Linked DNA regions of Homo sapiens: region 2 is linked to region 1. Evidence: chromatin contacts called from ENCODE Hi-C or POLR2A ChIA-PET data. All regions are on one chromosome and are shown on one strand. Each heading gives the region's core, a stretch centred on a gene start or an enhancer-like site at or near the end of the contact. The rest is flanking DNA. Distances are from core to core; before and after follow the strand shown. Region 1 overlaps OSBPL3 (oxysterol binding protein like 3). Region 2 has its middle 51 kb from the start of CYCS.

Region 1 (7,464 bases), core at 4,823-7,322:
TGGGTTTTTAAAATCTGTTACTTGTATTGCGCAGTCTGTATGGTGCCTGATAATCCTTGATATAGTGAACTTGAAAATTCAATTTCTGCAGATTTTGCTCTGATGCACACCCCTTAAGATGGAGAACAAGGAAGAGGCAGGAGGATGACCTATGGAAAACATGACCACTGACTTCTGCTATAGAATAAACAAAATATGGACCACTATAATGGTGCTGGGGTAGTAGATAAGCTTGTTGTCACTGGAATGCATTCTTGGAGTTCTGTGGTAGAGCAAATTGTATATAGTTACAAATATGGGTGCAGCCCCCTCTACTCCTGGGAATTCTTTTTCCTTCCCTCTCTCTACCCATATACCCATCCTTCCTTCCTTCTTCTAAGTCATCAAATAGGAGTTATTTATTTAATTTTCTAAAAAGGTTGGGGGGGGTGGAAATGGAAGACGTCTTAGTGGCTGCCAGTAAACCTGGTTTGTGTGTGTTGGTATATGTCACCATTGTGGTGTAACAGCAGCACAGCTGGGAATCCCAGCATGGGAAGTTTCCATTTACATCTCTAGTGAAAATACCCAAGCACCACGTTTTTTTCTTATCTACATTATCGGGAGGTTTCTACACTTCCCTACTAGATGATGGTGTCGGGAGGAATGATATTAGGCAGATTCTTTCACCTTAGAGCATGGCACATAATGTTTCTCCAACAGTTGAGACACAGCCAGAGAAGAGGGTCAGGGAATGAAGAAGACTGATGGAGGTATATGAGTCAGAATCTGAGGTTGGGGAGTGTTGGGGGAAATAAGAGAAACACAGATCAGGTGAACAAATGGAAAAAGAACCATGCAAGCCAGAAAGGTAATTGCTGTTTTATTTTTACTTCACTGATGTTTTCTTAATTAAAAAAAATTAGGCAAAAGAAAAAAAAGTTCAAAGGAGAAAGTAAAATATTACCCAAAAAAGCTCAAGCGGAAGATAACAAATGTTAACATTTATTTCAGCCATGCCTCTGTACATACTGTGAGAGAGGAACAGAAGGATGGGTAGATAAATGATGGGCAGAAATAATTGTGTAAGACTGAGTTCAAACAAAACATGGCTTTAAAAGTAAAACATTCAATTTGATCTTGAATTTAACAAAAGGGAAAGAAATTGTCCATCTTCTGAAAAGTAATTCTGTAGCATAAGAGTATTTGTTCTCTTAGGTTCAGAAGAGAGGTGAAAACCATCACAAGGTTGGGAGTCAGGATGGATTGAGAATAACAGGACAACATGATAAACATCGAGTGCCTTCTCCCTTTGTCCCTGCCTGGCTTTCTGATGTATGCTGCTTGTTTTATTTTTGTTTTGTTAGGCTTTATACTTTTAACACTCTGTAGCTCTAATTTCCCCTGGGTATCCCTCCACCTATTTATTCCTAATCAATGTACTGTTAACCATTGGTCTTTTTACTATGGCTTTTCATTCTTAAAAATTTAATGGGCTGGGCATGGTGGCTCACGCCTGTAATCCTAGCACTTTGGGATGCCGAGGTGGGTGGACCACTAGGTCAGAAGTTCGAGACCAGTCTGGCCAACATCATGGTGAAACCCCATCTCTACTAAAAATACAAAAATCAGCTGGGCATGATGGCAGCTGCCTGTAATTTCAGCTACTTGGGAGGCTGAAGCAGGAGAATAGCTTGAACCCAGGAGGCAGAGGCTGCAGTGAGCCAAGATTGTACCACTGCACTCCAGCCTGGGTGACAGAGTGAGACTGTCTCAAAAAAAAAAAAAAATTAATGTTTGGTGGGCAACATGGTGAATTTTTTTTTTTTAAAGAAAGGGGTTTTGGGTGCCATATTCCTTGAATTTGGAAACATTTCATGTTTGAGGATTATTATGTTTGGAAGATTATTATTTTTGAAAGACAACTTTTCTGTTGCCAAACTGTCTTCTAAAGAGGTTGTTCACATTTCTAGTCTACTAGCAATTTATGAAAATGCCCACCTTCCATGGGGGAATTTTAAAGACTTTGCCTGAAATGATAGAACTCTATTGGGTAGTGGCTGAAGTAAGTTTGAGTTGGTAAATCAGGGGTCAGATTATGGAAAAACTTACATGTTGGAGAATCAGCTATTTTCTTGGTGAGTTTCTTCTTTCTTTGACAGATTAACAACTTTCCAGCAGGCCAAATGAGAATTATTGGGTAGCTTTGTGGAGCTGTGTGGGAACCCTCTTAAAAGATTTCTCATTCTCTCTCCCTGCCCACTGTGAAAAGGCACTTGGCTGACTGATGGTAGGTTTTGGTTGCCATCTGAAGATAGTAGAAAGTGGCAAATACTTTCATCTACCAAAAAATTGGCATCTGATTTTTTTTAACTGATAACTTTTTTGGTTACGAAGTATGATCTTTTGCCTTGCCTGACAGCCTGTTGTCTTGATACTGAGCAGTCCTTATAAACCATTCCTAAACGATTTCCAGTTGAAGTTGTATGAGCTGGAGGGTCTGGTCCTTGTAGGGCAGCTCATCTCTTGTGGTGACACAGTTTGTAGTACCTGTAAGTTTACATTGGGCTTTTTACTAAAAAACCCTGCTGATCTCATGTAGAAAACCAATAGCCTGTTTCATCTTTTGTTTCATTTTATCCAGACAATAGAGGAAATGGGAAAGAAAATTGCCCAGATGTGACTTCACACACTTAAGTTTTGGCCATCTTACTTTGTGGTGACTCAGATATACACCAGCCATCGACTTTTTCAGAGGAGGTGGAGCAGGACACACCTGGAAGATTTCAGGAGGCAGAAATGTGTCTAGGTTTGCCCATTTTGTGCTACAAAAAAAAGGGAGAAAATAAGTGGTTTAGAATGGTATGGTCTAAAACTGGGCTCTCCAGTATAGCAGATGCCAGTCATCTGTGGCTATGTAAATTTCAATAATTTAAAATGAAATAAAATTTAAAATTTAGTTTCTTAGTTGCACTGGCCACATTTCATGTGCTCACTGGGGCAAGTGGCTGGAAGCTACAGTATTGGACAGCATCAAGTTCTACTGGCTAGTAGATGCTACTGGCTGGTAGAACTTGTTGCTGTCCAATACTGGCTCTGCTGTCCAATGGCTGGCTCTGGTCTGGGTGCTGATCTTTTCTTTTCCATGATCCTGTGGGGTTCATTCCAGCCTTAAGAGTTGGGCTCTTGTCTCTTCTCCCTTGTTACCTCTACTTTCAATCATTCTTCTGTTCCTATTCAGATGACAAGCTGCTTTCCATATTGCCTTGTTGGTATCCTGTTGATAACCCTCAGGGAAGCCCATTTGTGGTGGGAACTAGATCTTTGCACTGCAATATTAAAAGAACAACCCTCTGGCCAACACCCAAGAGTCTGCATGTTCTTACCAAAGGATTGAATGGTGCTTGCGATTTTGACTCTTTCGTAATGAATCTGCTCCTTAGGAAAGTTTCAATGCATATATGTAGAACTTTTACTTTACTTTAGCTCTGTTTTCCATTTCTGGGTGTATGTTTTTGATGGGATACGGTCCTTGGTCCTTGTCCTCGTCCTAGTTGTATCCCCACTGACTGACCCTGTTACCTTAGTAAGATATTTAATTTCTCTGTGGCTCAGTTACCACATGACAATGCACTCCCAATCACAGCTTCAACTATTATGAAGATAAATGCCAAATGATAAGGGAGAAATTTTGAGGTCTGGGCTGAAAGGAATGTTTCCAGGGTTTTTAAGGGGTTCATGTGTCTTTTCATCTTTGTGCCCAGTCCTAGATTCCCAGTGTCACTTTGTGATGTGTCTGTCACTATCAGACACATACCGGCCTTTGTCAGCTGATTGGCCCCCACACTAGACCGTGTCTGCTTCTTGTAAGTGACTTTATAAGGGAGTCAGGGTTTGTTGGTCAAGGAGCCCCCTTCTGAGTCTGACCTACCCAGCAGGAGTGGGATGCTCTGGTAGCAGGAGCCTGCTAGCCTGAGGGACAGGAGAAGAGAGTGTTGCTGCTGACTTACCTAGGAGACTTTTTCACCCCATGTTCTCATGCTTCCCACCTGCTGAGTCTGGAGGTCTGCCAGGGCTTCCTGCCTGGGGTTTCAGCGATCTAATGCAGTGTCACAAACAACCCCAAAACTTGGTAAATTGAGACAATGACGATGAACTGGTAGGTTAATGACAATATTTATGTATCCCTGACATCTTTAATTTGGGTGGGACTTGATGAAAAGACATAGTTTCTGCTCTACTCACTGGCAACTGGGACAGCAGGAAGGCTGGAGGCTGGGACATTTGAATCCTTGCTCAGTCACATGTCTGCGGGTTGATGCTGGTTATCGGCTGAGGTGAGGCGGTCGCCATTCTTTTCCGAATGGATCTCTCCATGTGTTCTTTCCATGTTGGCTAGCTTGAGCTTACTCACATCGTGGTGGCTGAGTTGAAGGGCAAGCACCCTGAGACAACAGGACAAGTGGAAGTTACATTGCCATTTCTAATGCAGCCTCAGAAGTCACGAAGCATCATTTCTGCCATAATTAGAAGCCACTCAAATTTGAAGGATGGGAATATAGAAGCCATCTATTGATGAAGAAGTGTCACGGTCACTTTGTTAGAGGAGCATGTGGGATGGGATGTACATTGGTATGGTCGTCTTTGAAAAATACATCTTCCACACCCAGTAATGATGAATCAGAACTGGCATCAGCTTGCTCTAAGCCATAAATAAGCCTTGACGTCTGCCTTGGGTCTGGAGACTGGGTGCTTCTCATTTTCAGGAGCTATGATTGTCATTGTTCTGTGCTGGGGCTGTTCTGTCTTTGGGTGTGAGGATGGGAGAGTTGCCTTTTGCATAGTACTCAGAGTTCTTTGATGAAAAACGGTAAGCACAGAATGGTTTATTAGAATGCCCTTAATGTGCTAAACTCCCTAAATCAATGGATGTCTGCAGTGAATCTGCAACATAGGGGAATATGCAAGGAAGATCAAGGCCCTGGTTGCTGAATTTGATTTTTAAAATTAATTTGATGGAATCCAGCTTAGAGTTTTAACACATTACTTACATCCCACATTTTGACTTACATTTTCTGATTTGTAATTCCTATGAACTATTATTTTTTGGTAACATTCTTACTAGATGTAAACTCCTAAAGAATTAGGATCTATCTTTCCACAAATTTTTAAAGTTTGATAAATGGATACTTGAGAATATTTTCTTACTTCGGAGATAAAATTTAGTAAAAACCTTCTAGTAGCTAGTGTGAAGGGGAGGGAACACAGGTTATCAATTTGATAAACAAATAACCTACTACCTACCGTGTCAATTAAGAAAAAACAAAAACAAGGATGAGACAGTCTTCAAATTGCTTTTGATCTATACACTCTACTGGAGAGAATAAAATAACCATGTCATTGTTAGCATTGGGAACAGAGGTGCTTTTAGGTTTTTCTTGCCTTTTAGCTCTAGTCTACCAGTAACCACCCCACCTTTTTAAAACCTGTTTACTCTGCCTTTTCCTTTTATGTCTCTCTTTTTTCCAGTTTGCACTAGTTTAAAAGTGTCTCAGGTTAAGTTTTTTGCAGTAATCTTTCTTTCCCCTAGAAGTGAGTAAAACTTCCTGTATCCCTTTTTCTCCCCACCTATGTTCCCTAAATTAGTGATTCTCTTACAAGGAATTATTATCGCCCCTGCAGTTTTGGAAGGATACCTCCAAAATATATCTTGGGGACTTCGATTTATAGAATTTGGTTTAAGCTTAGATTCTGAGTCCCAGGGTTATTTTTAGTTAAGTGGACAAACAAACTTGAAGTGTGTACATCTGATACATGACCCACTAGGGTATTTTGTTTCTTGTTATTTGAGAGTGTTCAGTTAGCACTTATAGAGCATTACCCATTGTTAGCTGGCTGTTTACATTTCTGAAAAGATGATAAGTTGATTTTTGTAGGAAATAGGGAAGTTTTAAAACTTCATGCTCACATTTCATAGTAACTCAATTGATAGTCTTTTTAGATAAGTAATGAAATGCTGCCTGTGGTTGCCAATTGTTAAAACTCTACCAAGCTTCCGCAAGCAGTTGTCGGTTAAGGGAGCGTAATAACACCCACTGATAAAATTCAAACCACCAGATGTTATTTTAAGTTCTTGGGTGGTGCTATCTTTTCTTACCCTTTAAACTGCTAAGTCACATCCTGCTTTGCATTTCAATTTGGTATAAATTGGATGCAGCAGACATAGGTCTGGCATAAGATGCTCAAACAAAATTAAATACCAAAATTAAAGAAGGCAGTTCTGTGGAGTAAATCTGTCATTTCTGGATGCAAGATTATGTTAGAGCAGTGGCTCAACCCTTGCTGTGTATCCAAATCACCTGGGAGTGTCTCAGGATGCCCTTGCCCTGGCCTCATCCCCAGTGTCTGGACCAGTTAGTATGAAATGGCACCAGGCTTTGGGATTTTGTAGAAGCTTCCCAGGGTGATCCTGTCACGCAGCCGGGGTTGAGAAATGTTGCAGGAGGTGCCCCTCCCGACCCAGCTCACAGCTTTGTCCTCCATGCTTCTCTCTACCTAGTCAAGCCCTATCCACATCTTCACGGCTCCCTGCAGGCCACCTCTTCCTAAGCTTTTTCTCACAACTCCAGCCCCACTGAGCTCTTCCCTTGTGACTGCCCATAGCACCTACCAGATGGCCCACCCTGGGGTGTGTTCTGGCTTGTTTCATTTGTGACATCTTATCTCCTTGATCACAGTGGTTTCCTCCTTGGATTAAGTTTCTGTCACTTAGTTTCCATCACTGAAGGGTTAGCACAGCAGTGGACACATAGTAGTTACTTTATAGGATATATACTGAATTGAGTTTTCATCAGTGTGCCTGTCTTCTTTTTGCCACCTGTCTTTCCACTGTAGCTTCCTTTATTAGCCCACATTTATTCATAAGTATTTCTTCCTTGTAAGGTGTTGAAGGACAAGTAAGAGTAGCTAAGCTGCAGAAGGAGGAGGAAAACTCAGCCCATTTCTGATTTCTCCATTCAGGAATGGAGGAGTTGTCATAGGACCTATGGACTCATCTCTCTCCATTCAGAACATTGATTCATCCTGATCTGTAGTGACTCTTGGGACCACGTGGGTGATAAATGCAACATGAAAGGGGCTGGCTTGCTGGAGAAGGTGAAAATGATTTGAAGATTGGATGTCTACCATCTATCCTATTTTGAGCATTTGGGATTATTTCAGGCCAGGGTAATACACACCTTCAAATTGAAAATAGTAGCTTTCGGCCAGCCACGGTGGCTCACACCTGTAATCTCAGCACTTTGGGAGGCCGAGGCAGGTGGATCACCTGAGGTCAGAAGTTCGAGACCAGCCTGACCAACATGGCGAAACCCCATCTCTACTAAAAAGTACAAAAATTAGCCGGGCATGGTGGTGTGTGCCTGTAATCCCAGCTACTCATGAGACTGAGGCAGAAGAATTGCTTGAACCTGGGAGGCAGAGGTT
Region 2 (7,725 bases), core at 3,293-5,792, 160 kb before region 1:
CTTCACACTCAGCACATCTGACCTACACAATAGGTCCTGCTCCTCCCTACCTAGCCAGTTGGTTTTTTATCTTCCAGTTCCTGTGAAAGACAGAAATGTTCTTTGTTTTTCCTTTGTTTCGGCTTGCCCAAAGCCACACAAACTCATTAGTACCTGGCCCGGGATCTTCTGACTCCAGGTCTGGTGGGGCTCTTGGCTTCTACTTTCAATCATCCAAACTCGGAACTTTAAAGCCAGTGTTGGTTCATCTCCATTACTCCTCCCTCAGAACCATCTAGTCACCAAGGCATGGTGCTTCTGTTCTTAAAATGTCTCTCTCTTTTTTTTTTTTTTTGAGACAGAGTCTCACTCTGTCACCAGGCTGGAGTGCAGTGGCACGATCTTGGCTCACTGCAACCTCCACCTCCTGCGTTCAAGTGATTCTTCTGCCTCAGCCTCCCGAGTAGCTGGGACTACAGGCACGTGCCACCACATCTGGCTAATTTTTGTATTTTTAGTAGAGACGGAGTTTCACCATGTTGGCCAGGATTGTCTTGATCTCTTGACCTCCTGATCCACCTGCCTCAGCCTTCCAAAGTGCTGGGATTGCAGGCGTGAGCCACCACGCCTGGCCAAAATGTCTCTTATATATCTTTTCTTTCTTCTCCATCTTTCTGGCCACCACCTCCATCCAGTCCTAACACCATCCCCTGGTGACTGGCCTCCTATGACAATCTTTATCAGCGCTCTATAACTCTGGCTGTCCTTAATCCATCCTGCACACTGCCACCCTCCCTTTGCCACCTCCTTTCTCTTCAACAAATTGAGTTTTAGGCCCAAGAGAGTCTTTATAGATTAGAAAGCTCAACCCATTAATTAAGAAATGAGAAAGTGAAGGTCCCGGGAATTAAAACAACGTGTTCAGGGAGTCACACAGCTAATCATTCATTTCCTACACAAGAGCTTTCCATGGCTCCCTAGTCTCTGCTTCGTGGATGTTCAGCTCTATATTCCATTCCTTTTTTTTTTTTTTTTTTTTGAGACAGAGTCTCTCTCTGTGGCCCAGGCTGGAGTACAGTGGCGCGATCTTGGCTCACTATGACCTCCACCTCCTGGGTTTAAGCGATTCTCCTGCCTCAGCCTCCTGAGTAGCTGGGATTACAGGCATATACCACCATGCCCAGGTAATTTTTTTGTAGTTTTAGTACAGACAGGGTTTTGCCATATTAGCCAGGCTGGTTTCAAACTCCTGACCTCAAGTGATCCACCTGCCTTGGCCTCCCAAAGTGCTGGGATTACAAGCATGAGCCACGCTCCCAGCTTGTATTCCATTCCTTTTCCCTCTTCTGCCTCATTTTTTTCCCCAGAACAAGCCCACAATGGGGCAGATATAAAATTCAAAAAATCTACCCGTCTCAGTACTAGAAAAAGATTCATTTTTTGGAGAGAAAGGTGCAGGGCAAGATTCTTACTTCCAGGAGACCAGATTAAAATGGCCTGGGGAAGGGAAGAGAGAATAACTCAGAAGCCCAGGGGAGAAATGAGAAATATTCAACACAAAGGTGGAAGGTAGAAGAGACGCTGCTATCACAGGGCAGAAGAGAGGCTAGGAACCAACTTCCTGGAGCTGCTCCTGTCCTGTTCCCCATATCACACACCTCTGTGCCTTGCTTCACACAAAAAATAAGCCATTTTCCTGCAAGCTTTTGTCTTGGGCTCTGCTTCTTGGAAATTCAGACTAAGACAACCTCTCACCACAGGCCACTCATCACCTGTGAAAATCTGCAATTTAACAGTCTGAACATATATAAATTCCACAGAGGAGTGAGGGCCTAATGACTAAGGTGGACAAACAGAGGCAGAGGAAGGATTTTCCTATGAGTGGGACAGCAGTGGGCTGTCCCACCGATAAGAGTGTTTTAAAATAGCCAGGCGTGGTGGCACATGCCTGTGGTCTCAGCTACTCTGGAGGCTGAGGTGGGAGGATCACTTGAGCTCAGGAGACGGAGGTTGCAATGAGCCGAGATCGTGCCACTGCACGCTAGCCTGGGTAACAGAGAGAAACCCTCTCTCAAATTAAAAATAATTTTTGAAAAAGGGTGTTTTTGTTTACCTGGGAGACTTGAGTCACATCAGAGTGTCTAACAATGTGATTTATGGCAGGGGCTTTGGGCCACCTGGTATCTGTTCTACCTCCAGAGCGGCTGGAAAATAAAGGACAGCCTTTAGTCTATGACACACCGTCTGTGTGATCCAGCCCCAGTAAGAACTCTGGACATGAAGACTCAGGTGAGCTTCCCTGGTTGGCAATACTCCGTGTATATTTCAAACATCATTGCCAGGAAAGGTAGTGATGTCCATGACTCCACTGAGAGTAGACAACTGGGAGCTCCATGTTTGAAACTTTCTAGGTGATATGGTTTGGCTGTGACCCCACCCAAATCTCATCTTGAATCATAGCTCTCATAATCCCCACGTGTCCTGGGAAAGACCCAGTAGGAGGTAATTGAATCATGAGGGCGGGGTTTTCCCATACTGTTCTCGTGACTGTGAATAAGTCTCACGAGATCTGATGGTTTTATAAAGGGCAGTTCCCTTGCACACACTCTTTCGTGCCTCCACGTAAGACATGGCTTTGCTTCTCCTTCACCTTCCTCCATGATTGTGAGGCCTCCCCAGCCATGTGGAACCGTGAGTCCACTGAACCTCTTTTTCTTTATAAATTCCCCAGTCTCGGGTATGTCTTTATTAGGAGCATGAGAACAGACTGATACACCTGGACTCTGCCCCATGTGTCTCTTCTTTTCACTGATTCTAATCTGTATCTTTTCACCATAGTAAACCAAAACAGTGGGCATAACAGTTTTGGTGCATTCTGTGAGTGCTTCCAGTGAATTGTCAAACCCAAGGATAGTCTTGGGGACCCCCTGAACTTACAAGTGCTATCAGAATAAAAAATGATCCTCTACGCTGTCAAATAGGACAGACTAGGGAAGCCAACCTGTTGTAGGAAAAAGGGGAAGATGAGTAAACGATATTCTTCTGTCAGATCTAGTTGTACATTTCTTTCTGTGTTTGTTTCAGCTAGATGCCACCAGGCTTGTCACAGAATTCAGAGATTCGTTGTACCTATGACGAGGCCAAAGCATTAGAGATAGATCAGGGAGGTCTCTGTCCTCAATGCGTCTTCACCCCATTGTGGGGTGAAGCTGGGAATCTCTCTTAGGAAAAGGTGAGTTGGGAGGTAGGTGAGTGAAATGGACACTTGGAAGTTTTGACAACTTTTTCTCCATGTGAAAATTGTTCCTCGTTAATCAAACTTGAAAAATCTGAGTAAGCTAACAGGTTTCCTTATTAAACTCCTTTAGGCTGAGGACTCTGTCTTAGTATTTCTGCGTTCATAGCACCAAGTACAATATACAGCATAGGGTAAATTCACGGTCATTCTAATTTTTAAATTAATCATTTGGTATGTAATTTCATATAAGGTAAAAAAGAGGACTTCTGAACTTAATCTGAAAAGATGTCTCAATGTATTCTTACAAGCTCACCTTTGTTTGATGCTAATTTTAATTTTTCTGATTTGATTGAAAAAAACATTTTGAAGAAAAAAGCACCCATAATATCCTCTTATTATGAAAATTTTCTATATTATTATGTAGCCTCCATATTATCTGAAATCCCTGCTGAATATTCTGTATCGTTCATAAATATTCTGTATAGTTTGTAATCAAAGTATGCCTAAAGAAGATAACGCTGGTGCTGTGCAGAAGACAGTTTAGACAGTTGCACTGTTGATCAGGACCCAGTAATAGAGCCAGCAGACAGAAGAACCTGAGTCCTTTAGTCATCCATGGAGGAGAGCCCCACCATCCTGGAATACCCTGCTGGACTGATATAAGCATCAGAAACTCGATTTTTTTTTTTTTTTTGGCTGTTACATCTTGGTTCTGTTTATTATAGTAGTTGAATCTACTCTAATAATGCAAAAATTGATACCATGCTAGCCAGGTGTGGTGCCATGAAGAAGGGTACTGCCATAAGAAAGACCAAAAATATGTGATATCGTTCAGGTGCAGTAGCTCACGCCTGTAATCCCAACAATTCAGGAGGCCGAAGCAGGCGGATCACGAGGTCAAGAGATCGAGACCATCCTGGCCAATATGGTGAAACACCATCTCTACTAAAAATATAAAACTTAACCAGGCGTGGTGGCGGGTGCCTGTAATCTCAGCTACTTGGGAGGTCGAGGCAGGAGAATCACTTGAACCTGGGAGGCGGAGGTTGCAGTGAGCCGAGATCATGTCACTGCACTCCAGCCTGATGACAGAGCAAGACTCCATCTCAAAAAAAAAAAAAAATGTGCCATTGGCTTCACAGTTGAGCAGCAGGAAAGGAAAAAATAGTATGCTATAAATCTGAACATTCTAAAGTCTATGCTGTCAACCACACTGCAGAGCCAAAATAGGGCTTCCTGACTCACTCGCTGTGAATGGTTACAAGTGTGCTGATACTTTGATGCCCTCTGCTTTCCAAGGGAACTCAGAGTTCAAGGTGGCCAAGCTCCCCAGCCTGGCTGCCTCCAGCCAAGAGCAGCCTCGTGTTTACCACTAGTGAGCCATTTAAATACTAAATAAATATAAAGCATTTTTTTCATTCCTTTTGACTGAAAAAGAAAGCAACCTCTGTAAACTCTCTTATAAAACCACTCAGACTTTTTTCTGTCTTGAGTTATATAAATGATTAAAAACCCTAGCCAATTTCAAACTAGTTTCTTCTCCCCCTTTTTCCCCAACTTCCTAAATCAAAGACTGTCAAAGTCAGCATATATCATGAGTCTCCTGTATTAAGTAGATTACTTTTTTTTTCTGCCCTGCTTAACTATAATCACAGGTAGCATGAGAATTACAAGGAATTTCATCACTGAATTTCCTTTTCAAAAATTTACTTAAATCAAGAATTTGTGGTTACCAAGAGTGACAGTAGGAAGTGGGGTAATCCATGCTGTCTATACAAGTAGGGCATATTATTAATGCGCTTTGTTCCAAATTGTGAAAACAGGCCAGCTGGTGAAGACCCAACAACAAACTAAGGCCCAGGTGGGTCAAATTCCAAACTTGAGACATGGCTAAGACATCGATTTTTCTTGGTTCAGTTGTATATTCTCAAGGAGCTCTCATATTATACCTTTTTAAAAAGTGTATGCCTTAAAAAGGATTAAAATGGCAAACTTTGTTATGTATATTTTACCACAATTTTTAAAAAGGTATATGAGACAAGAAGCTTTACTTCTGACCTGCCTATTCCCAGATGCATAGAATATCATAGACTATCAATGTGAGAACCTTAGAGATTGCCTAGACATTTTGATTATTAAGCACTGGATATTTACTCATTTATACCTCAACTTATTTCAGGAAGTTCAAGGCAACTTAAAAGCTATATAAAATATAGTGAGACAGGCCGGGCACGGTGGCTCACGCCTGTAATCCCAGCAGAATTTTATTTTGGGAGGGCTGAGGTGGGGGGAATCACTTGAGGCCAGGAGTTCGAGACCAGCCTGGCCAACATGGTGAAACCCTGTCTCTACTAAAAATACAAAAATTAGCCGGGCATGGTGGCACATGCTTGTAATCCCAGCTACTTGGGAAGTTGAGGCAGGAGAATCACTTGAACCTGGGAGGTAGAGGTTGCAGTGAGCCGAGAACATGCCACTGCACTCCAGCCTGGGCGACAGAGCAAGACTCTGTCTCAAAAAAAAAAAAAAATATATATATATATATGTGTGTGTGTGTGTGTGTGTGTGTGTGTATAGTGTGTATATATATGTGTGTATATGTGTGTGTGTGTACATATGTGTGTGTATATATGTATATATAGTGAGGCAATATAAAATAGAAGTAGTAGGTAAGAACTTTATAATTATTTTGATACTTTCAAAAATTACCATTTTTAAAAGATAATTTTCAAAGTAGGATAGAATCACAACATAAATTCATATGTAAAAATTAAACTGTATATTAATGGGGAAACTGGTACAGAGATTGTAAGCAGTTTAAGGGAGAAGTTGAAAAACAGACATATTTACAGATCAGGAATATTGAAATGACTGTTCAGATGGAAGTAAAACTGTCCTCTTCCTCTGTGGAAGAAGGAAGCCAGTTGAACCTCTACTATACAGGACAGAATTTGCTTGTCCATAGATAAGAAGTATTCTGCGTTGCTACCAATACCAATAATCTACAATGTACAGAGTTACAAAATGGCTTCCACATACTCGAAATCAGATAACCCTCAGAGGGGTGTCCTATAGAGCCTAGACAATGCACAGTTTCCAAAGGGAAGAACAAATATTTCCCTGTATATTAAACATGCCAAGAATAAAGCTAATATAAAACTACATACCAGGTTAGAATAGGATATAATTATATTTTCACAAACACAAATCCAAACTACTGCAAATCTAGAAATTTACTCGCTCTTTTCTTCATGCTTTATTTGTATCAGAATCCAACTGGAAAATTGATTTGCAAGTCTAACCCATGAACTTTATTCGTCTTCTTTTCGTTTTGAGATAGGGTCTCACTTCCATTTCCCAGGCTGGAGTGCAGTGGTGCAATCTTGGCTCACAGTAGCCTCGACCTCCTGGGCTCAAGTGATCCTCCTGCCTCAGCCTCCCAAGTAGCTGGGACAACAGGTGCACACCACCATGCCCACCTAATTTTTTTGTATTTTTTGTAGAGATGGGATTTTGCCATGTTGCCCAGGCTGGTCTTGAACTCCTGGGCTCAAGCAATCTGCCTGCCTTAGCCTTCCAAAGTGCTGGGATTACAGGTATGAGCGACCATGCCCAGCCTATTTATCTTCTAATCCCTGTAATATTCTCATATGTATGAAAATGTTTTATTATATTATTTTGGATAATACTTCAAGAAAGAAACTTTTTTTTCAGCTGTGTGAGCTTCCTCCTCTATTATTTTGGATGTTTTCATCTATTTGTATGGTTTATTCTTTTCATTTTTTAAAATAAAGACTGAGAATATGATGTGCCTGACACTAATGGGATTGGATTAGTTGTCACATCTGGGGAATTGCAGATTTTTGAGAACCCTCTGTAGCATCAAGCTATTGTCAGAAAAGGTGAAATTTAGAGGTACCTTTAAAATTGACTGCGGCACCTCTTTTTTTTTTTTTTTTTTGAGACAGAGTCCTCACTCTGTCACCCAGGCTGTAGTGCAATGGTGCGACCTTGGCTCACTGCAACCTCCACCTCCCGGGTTCAAGCAGTTCTCCTGCCTCAGCCTCCTGAGTAGCTGGGATTACAGGCGCCCACGACCACACCCGGCTAATTTTTGTATTTTTAGTAGAGTCGGGATTTCGCCATGTTGGCCAGGCTGGTCTTGAACTCTTGACCTCAGGTTATCCACCCGCCTCGGCCTCCCAAGGTGCTGGGATTACAGGCGTGAGCCACCGCCCCCGGCCTCGACTGTGGCACCTCTTTATGGGTCTTGGGAGCGGCTATAAATTAAGAGCCAGCCAAAATCATTGGAACTGAACGTCTGCTACTGCCCATTGTTCAAAGCCATAAGGTGAGACCCTGTTGGCCAGAGTTCATTCTGACCTCCGTCTGAGTTCGTATAGCAAAAGAAATGTGTGTAACAGCACAAATCGCTCCTCGGAAAATTCAGGTCAGGGGAGAACCCAACCCTCCAGATTACCAGAAGAGCAATTCAACTCTGAAGATGA

Evidence for each region. A loop is a pair of places that touch in the nucleus more often than their neighbours do. ChIA-PET counts read pairs that join two places held with the same protein, here RNA polymerase II (POLR2A). Pooled maps may share reads with other maps.
Region 2: a map of K562 shows a loop between it and region 1 (3-fold over the local background). The contact joins two enhancer-like sites. A Hi-C loop is called at or near these places in 6 of 168 maps with a recorded cell type or tissue (CD4-positive, alpha-beta T cell, CD4-positive, alpha-beta memory T cell, HepG2 and 3 more), 1 of 37 single-sample maps with no recorded cell type and 11 of 50 pooled maps. POLR2A ChIA-PET finds 5 or more read pairs at or near these places in 5 of 52 experiments (HEK293, OCI-LY7, Panc1 and 2 more).

What each region holds. Positions count from the first base shown.
Region 1 is chr7:24,909,884-24,917,347 of GRCh38, reverse strand. The region is part of intron 1 of OSBPL3 (oxysterol binding protein like 3); the gene reads left to right. Among named protein-coding and RNA genes, the nearest start is that of OSBPL3, 67 kb to the left of the region's middle. RefSeq lists enhancers at 2,548-2,697, 6,519-6,668. Within about 2 kb of position 6,072, at least 4 of the 41 ENCODE cell types and tissues checked have a DNase peak (open chromatin) inside an H3K27ac peak, as active enhancers do.
Region 2 is chr7:25,070,413-25,078,137 of GRCh38, reverse strand. No RefSeq gene overlaps it. Among named protein-coding and RNA genes, the nearest start is that of CYCS, 51 kb to the left of the region's middle. Within about 2 kb of position 4,542, at least 2 of the 41 ENCODE cell types and tissues checked have a DNase peak (open chromatin) inside an H3K27ac peak, as active enhancers do.